Regions from separate parts of the Homo sapiens genome. Here region 1 is linked to region 2. A link is a contact called in ENCODE Hi-C or POLR2A ChIA-PET data. All regions are on one chromosome and are shown on one strand. The core of a region is the stretch at or near the end of the contact, and the rest is flanking DNA. Distances in the headings are between cores, read along the strand shown. Region 1 holds the start of AKT3-IT1 (AKT3 intronic transcript 1). Region 2 overlaps LOC105373262 (a long non-coding RNA gene).

Evidence for each region. Hi-C counts contacts between places; a loop is a spot of excess contacts on that map. ChIA-PET counts read pairs that join two places held with the same protein, here RNA polymerase II (POLR2A). Pooled maps may share reads with other maps.
Region 1: a pooled map shows a loop between it and region 2 (3-fold over the local background). The contact joins the promoter of AKT3-IT1 here to the enhancer-like site in region 2. A Hi-C loop is called at or near these places in 1 of 168 maps with a recorded cell type or tissue (MCF 10A) and 2 of 50 pooled maps. POLR2A ChIA-PET finds 5 or more read pairs at or near these places in 2 of 52 experiments (HEK293 and PC-9).

What each region holds. Positions count from the first base shown.
Region 1 is chr1:243,792,970-243,796,439 of GRCh38, reverse strand. It overlaps AKT3-IT1 (AKT3 intronic transcript 1), which reads left to right and starts at 2,040. Exons shown (of 2, transcript NR_046761.1): 1 at 2,040-2,180; 2 at 2,860-3,235. The region is part of intron 2 of AKT3 (AKT serine/threonine kinase 3); the gene reads left to right.
Region 2 is chr1:244,272,529-244,276,165 of GRCh38, reverse strand. The region is part of intron 1 of LOC105373262 (a long non-coding RNA gene); the gene reads left to right. Among named protein-coding and RNA genes, the nearest start is that of SPMIP3, 78 kb to the left of the region's middle. RefSeq lists a silencer at 2,878-3,104. Within about 2 kb of position 2,210, at least 21 of the 41 ENCODE cell types and tissues checked have a DNase peak (open chromatin) inside an H3K27ac peak, as active enhancers do.

The sequences.
Region 1 (3,470 bases), core at 791-3,290, 480 kb after region 2:
TAACAGCAAAAGCAAAAATCACCCAGACTGCTGTGTGGACAAGCATCCTTGTGGATTCTAATGCAAGTCTGTGATCGGACTTTGAGAAATACTAATTTAGTCCTTAAGTCAGTATCCTGAGATAGCTGATTTCAAAAGAGCTCTCTCAGGGCTTCTGACCAAAAGTGACAGATTGGCTACACCTGTACATCTCTTCTTATTTCCTAATCCCTGCCTAAATGGAAGAAAGAAATCAGAGACTGGGAGAGGTTACAACAGGAGACAGAAGCTGCTATACCTCTTTCAAATAAGCAGATGGACAGGTAGTGACTGACTTTGCAGAGGAATCACACAGTACCTGTAAGTGCACAAAAATACCTGTAAGAAATGCAGTACTGTGTTTGTCCGAAGCTCCCAAGAGTCTCAGCATTTGGAGGCACCAGATACTAAGGAAGATAGGGGTCAGAAATGGAGCTGAAAACAGGGGAGCTGGTCGGAAAATCTGTGTACACTGACAGGTGGACCCCTACGATTTTCTCCCTATGTGCCCTTGTGGATGGGTGAGTCCCTTCACTACCAACTCCCTGGCCTCAGGAGAACAAGGTTTATTCTTTGCAAAATTAATGAAGAGCTGTCTGGACTTTGAAACCAGGGGCCGTGGATTGTTGCTTGGTTTAAAACAAGGAGATCGGCCGGGCGCGGTGGCTCACGCCTGTAATCCCAGCACTTTGGGAGGCCGAGGCGGGTGGATCACGAGGTCAGGAGATCGAGACCATCCCGGCTAAAACGGTGAAACCCCGTCTCTACTAAAAATACAAAAAATTAGCCGGGCGTAGTGGCGGGCGCCTGTAGTCCCAGCTACTTGGGAGGCTGAGGCAGGAGAATGGCGTGAACCCGGGAGGCGGAGCTTGCAGTGAGCCGAGATCCCGCCACTGCACTCCAGCCTGGGCGACAGAGCGAGACTCCGTCTCAAAAAAAAAAAAACCAAAAAAAAAAAACAAAAAAAAAAAACAAGGAGATCAAGGGAAACCTACGCCTGAACTATAGAAGTGTTAGCTCTCTTCCTCTGCTCTCCTTCCAGAACTGCACAGTCAAGCCTGTCCTATCCTTCTCCTGTGGAAGACTGAAGATAACAGCATCTTCAGATACTGATAGGCTTTCTGCTGAGAGTACCTTAAGTGAATTCTACCAGTCGTTAAGCCCTGTTTTCCCACACAGATCTTTCAGTTAGTTCTTTTCAGGGGCTTATTCTTAAATATGAGCAAACAATCTAACACCATTGGTCATCTGGGGGAAGACTCCAACATTAAAAAAAAAAAAAAGTAGACATAGAGAGGTGGAGAGGGAGTGATACTTGGAACACTGGGAGAAAACAGATACCATAAGGGATCAAAAGAAAACTTTAAAAATCTCCAGTATTATCAGAGAAGACATGTATTTCCTTCCCCACTTAAATGATAGTGAACACATATAAAAGCAGAAATCCATGAGGGTAAAGAGAACGAGATGAGAGATGACAGCAGGCAAACAACGTCAACTAAATATTGGAAGCTGAGAACCTGGTGCGTGAGTGGTAACAGAATTTAGCAGAGCTGAGAAAGCAGAAAGTCCTATGGTGTGGGTAGTTGTGCAAAAACTGGTATTCTTTTAATTAATGATGTGCTTTGCTCTATTTGGACTGCTGGGTTCTTATTTTTGAGCAGTATGCTCTCTCCCAGTTGAAGCTGTTAATGGGCTGTCCACCAATGGAGAAATCAGAATGATTAAAATGTAGTTCTTGTATTTTTATGGTTCTCTTAAGCAGTCATGCATTATACTCTTCTTCTTGTGTCTGAGCCAACATTTCATAGGAGTAGATAACACCCATTTCTGGTGGCACTGACAGCAGGGTTGAAAAGAATGTTATAAAAGAAAATATGAATAACATTTAACTTAAGAATATGTTCCAAATTTTGTTTGTAAAGTAGTTGTTTAAAACTTGGTAGTTCTTTTTGATATAATGTTATAAATGGCAGTTATCCTAGACCAAACTTTAAAATATGTTTCATTAGCAATTAAATGGGCATTTGTAAGTTCCCAGGGAAACCTAATCACATTGTATAGTATTTTTTAATGAAGAAACACTAGCTGGGTACAGTGGCTTATGCCTGTAATCCCAGCACTTTGGGAGGCCAAGGTAGATGAATAGCTTGAGTCCAGAAGTTTGAGACCAGCCTGGGCAACATGGTGAAACCTCATCTCTACAAAAAATACAGAAAAATTAGGTGGGCATGGTGGCTTGCGCCTGTAGTCCCAGCTAATTGGGAGGCTGAAGCGAGAGGATCACCTACGCCTGGGAGGTTGAGGCTGCAGTGAGCTGAGCCATGATCGTGCTACTGCACTGTACCCTGGGTGACAGAATGAGACCCTGTCTCAAAAAAAGAAAAAATGCTTTTTAATGGTAAAATGGCTACATGGATTTAGATTTAGACTTGAATTCAAGTCCTACTTCTACCATTTTTCTGCTATGTAACCATAAGTAAATTTCTAATGTTTCTGGGTCTCAGTAGAATGAGAATAATATCTAATCAGAGGGTAGTTGTGATGATTAATGGATGTTAAAGTAGATGAGCTACTCAGTCGAGCTCCTAGACCCTAGGGAGTCAATAAATAGTCGGTTTTCTTCACCCTTTTTTTTTTTTTTTGAGACAGTTTTGCTCTGTTGTTGAGGCTGGAGTGCAGAGTGCAGTGGTGCGATTATAGCTCACTGCAGCCTTGATCTCCTGGGCTCAAAGGATCCTCCCTTCTAAGCCTCCTGAGGAGCTAGGGCTACAGGTGTGCACCATTGTGTCTGGCTAATTTTATTTTTTTATAGATACAGGGTTTCACTGTGTTGCCCAGGCTGGTCTTGAACCCCTGGCCTCAAGAGATCCTCTCACTTCAGCCTCCCATAGCATGTGGGATTATAGGTGTGAGCTACTGTGCCCAGCTGTTGTTTTCAGTTTTACTCTTCTGTGGTATGTGGTAAGAGGGAGCATTTGTTTTCTAGAGCCTGCAGCATGTGTGGGTCAGTTGAAAATGTATAAAAATTTTGAGTTACGCACGGTGGCTTGTGCCTGTAATCCCAATACTTTGGGAGGCTGAGGAGGGAGGACTGCTTGTGCCAGGAGTTTAAGACTAGCCTGGGCAACATAGTGAGACCCTGTCCCTAAAAATATGTAAAAAAAATTTTAAAATAAAAATTTTGAAATGCAATTTGTGTCTTAAAATTCTGCCTTATTTATTTGCAACGTGTGTTTCTTGTCATGTATTTGCTGCTGTATGCTGGTAGAAAAAGCATAGAGAGTGGACTCAGGCAGTCCATGCTCTAGCCTCCTGTTCTACTCTGAACTAGATGTGTGACATTGTAAGTGCTGCTGCTTCACTTCGGGTGTTACTCCTGATTTGCACAGTGAAAAGTGTTTTATTACAAGATGATTTCTAGAAGTTTGTTTCTGTTCTGACATTAGATG
Region 2 (3,637 bases), core at 961-3,460:
CTGCTATCTCTCTCCCTCACTGCTATCTCTCTCCCTCACTGCTATCTCTCCCTGACTGCTATTTCTCCCTCACTGCTATCTCTCCCTCACTGTTATCTCTCTCCCTCACTGCTATCTCTCTCCCTCACTGCTATCTCTCTCCCTCACTGCTATCTCTCCCTGACTGCTATTTCTCCCTCACTGCTATCTCTCCCTCACTGTTATCTCTCTCCCTCACTGCTATCTCTCTCCCTCACTGCTATCTCTCTCCCTCACTGCTATCACTCTCCCTCACTGCTATCTCTCTCCCTCACTGCTATCTCTCTCCCTCACTGCTATCTCTCCCTCACTGCTATCTCTCTGTCTGCTATCTCTCTCCCTCACTGCTATCTCTCTCCCTCACTGCTGTCTCTCCCTCACTGCTATCTCTCTCTCTGTCTGCTATCTCTCTCCCTCACTGCTATCTCTCTCTTTGTCTGCTATCTCTCTCCCTCACTGCTATCTCTCTCTCTGTCTGCTATCTCTCTCCCTCACTGCTATCTCTCCCTGACTGCTATCTCTCTCCCTCACTGCTATCTCTCTCCCTCACTGCTATCTCTCTCTCTGTCTGCTATCTCTCCCTCACTGCTATCTCTCTCCCTCACTGCTATCTCTCTCTCTGACTGCTATCTCTCCCTCACTGCTATCTCTCCCTCACTGCTATCTCTCCCTGACTGCTATCTCTCCCCGACTGCTATCTCTCCCTGTCTGTTATCTCTGTCGGACTGCTATCTCTCTCCCTGACTGCTATGTCTCCCCGACTGCTATCTCTCCCCATCTGCTATCTATCTCTGACTATCTCTCCCTGTCTGCTATCTCTCCCTGTCTGCTATCTCTCTCTGTCTGCTCTCTCTCTCTCTGACTGCTATCTCTCTCCCTGACTGCTATCTCTCTCCCTGTCTGCTCTCTCTCCCTGACTGCTATCTCTCTCCCTGACTGCTATCTCTCCCTGACTGCTATCTCTCCCTGACTGCTATCTCTCTCCCCGTCTGCTCTCTCTCCCTGACTGCTATCTCTCTCCCAGTGTGGAAGAGAGGAAGAACCTCCTATTTTCAGACATGGCCTGTGGAGAAGAAAGCCCCAGGTTGCATCCACAGGGTGGTGTCTCTGGAAGATTCTGGGATAACCCTGTAAGAGTTTGGTGGAAGAGGCCGGGTGCAATGGCTCACGCCTGTAATCCCAGCACTTTGGGAGGCCAAGACAGGTGGATTGCTTGAGGTCAGGAGTTCGAGACCAGCCTGGCCAACATGATGAAACCCCATCTCTACCAAAAATACAAAAGTTAGCTGGGCATGGTGGTGTGCACTTATAATCCCAGCTACTCGGGAGGCTGAGGCAGGAGAATCACTTGAACCTGAGAGGCGGAGGTTGCAGTGATCTGGGAGCCCACCACTGCCCTCCAGCCTGAGTGACAGAGCAAGACTCAGTATTAAAAAAAATAAAAAGAGTTAGGTGGGAGGAATGAGTGCCTTCTCTGATTCAGGCGTTCTGGCATGTCACCTCTAGGGGATTGAAGGGGGACCCTCATTCTGTAGGACAGAGGGATAACCTTTCACCTCCATCCCCCAGATGTGCCCCAGGATCTCCTGTAGACACAGCCTACCTCCCCCTCCTATAATCCTCACCAGCGAGCACACTTGGGGTGCTGGTGACTCATCCTGGATCCTAAGGGAGGCTTCCTGAGGATGGGCCTAGTGAACCAAACTTGGAGACAGAAGGTGAGTATGGAGACAGCGGAGCCCAGCCCGGAGGGAAGATGGCCTGGACATGAGTCATCCGTCCTCATCATTCGCCCAAGGATTCGATGTTCCTTTGGCTGGCATCTATTTTCTCTTTGCAAAACTATTGATCCTGCTGCCAAATGTACCCTAAGCCTACCTTATGCATCAGTGAGATGAATGATAAATTCAGTAACCTGAGGACACAGTAACGAGAGGGCACAGAGGACAGTGACTTGGACTTTCATCAGTAGACTTAACACTGGTTGGGCCACGGCCCGAGCAGGACTGAAATTTAGCAGGAGATGAGGACAGTAACATTTGGGTTTGTTCACCAAGCCCCCAGCTTGGCACCAGAAATTTTTGGCTTTCTGCAAACAGCTGCACAGAAGCAGTGGCCAAACCCAGCTAGTGTGTGATGAGTCATCTTGCGTCAGCATCGTGCAGCACAGACATCCTATGAGGGCTCCTTTAGCTGCTGTGTCTGGTTTGGGCTTTTTCCAAAAGACGAGGGAGCCAAATACCTAAGCCCCCACACTAATGAGCACTTTGCGATTCCATGTAAGCAAAGTTATTTCACCTCCCAAGACGCATCTACACTCCTCATTATTCATTGGCTGGCCCCGTGAAGCAAGGCCGAAGAAACTGACTTGACTTAAATCAGAAAAATGAAAACGGAGAGGACTTGGCAGTATGTATCTTTAGGAAAGCATGAGACAGTGTAAAGTCCTTCTCTTTATTCTGAGGCCAGGGCTTTAGACTATAGTAAGGTTAGTCATTGAAACCGATTTCAAGTTTCTAAAGTTTTACCAAGTATGATGATAGAAACTACTTCTCTAGGGATTTTTAATATATTCATGTGCATATGATTTTAAAGTGGACAAGGCACTCTTCATATGCATGATCTTATGTAAACACTACAAAACTCCAAGAATCAAACATTTATTATGACCTCCATTTTACAGATGAGAAAACAGGTTCCTAAAAATGAAATTATTTGCTCAGGGATGATGTCACAAATCACTGACAGAGCTTAAACGCAGGAACCAACATTCTGACTCCAAATCCCATTGATGTTTTCCCCAAACGATACAAGAAATGTCTTAAATGAAAGTCCATGTGAATATTTTGAAGAACCCTTCCAACGTCTTACCTAGACTGTTTTGTGATGCTGAGAAATTGATCTACACGTGTGCATCCCTCACATGGCCACAAGATGGCAGGGTAGCCTCGATGATTGAGAAATTGGCTTCATTCCTTGCACCAGTAGAGGGCTGTAGTTCCATGTTTCAAAAAGTAAGACATGGAAAAAAAAAAAAAAAAAAAAGAAAAGAAAAGAAAAGAAAAACAAAACAAAACAAAACAAAACCCATCAGTGTCTACATTGATGAAATAGGATGGTGGGAGGTTTGTTTTTCTTTTTGCCTTTTCTTTTTTAAATTAGGCAGTGAGAGTTCAAACAAACAAGTCTCCATTTTCACCTCTGTGTTTGCTTTTGGAGGCACGAGGTCAGGACTTGGGCCAGCCGCCTAGCCTACATTATTCATCTGTCCAGTTCCAGCCCTGGAACAAATGTGAAGAAATGAAGTAGCTTCAGTGGAGGGAAAACAGTGTTGTTATTGTTGCTGGTGACAGTTCTATTTGCCAACAAACATAAAAACATACTTTGGAACCCAAATGGGCTTGTCAGAGGGAACTTTTGTTCCATGTTTGGGCTGGGATGCTTCCAGATAGAAATCAGGCTGGCATTTGAACTTCAGGAGGCAGGGAGAGAGCTGTGCACAGCAGCTACTGACCCGAAAGGCCAGGCCATCAGCTGCAGTTTTCATCTGGGTGTCGTTTGACCACAGCCCACGCGGCTCCGGGTTGCCAACTGGGGTCACTGCCCTGAATGGGTATTA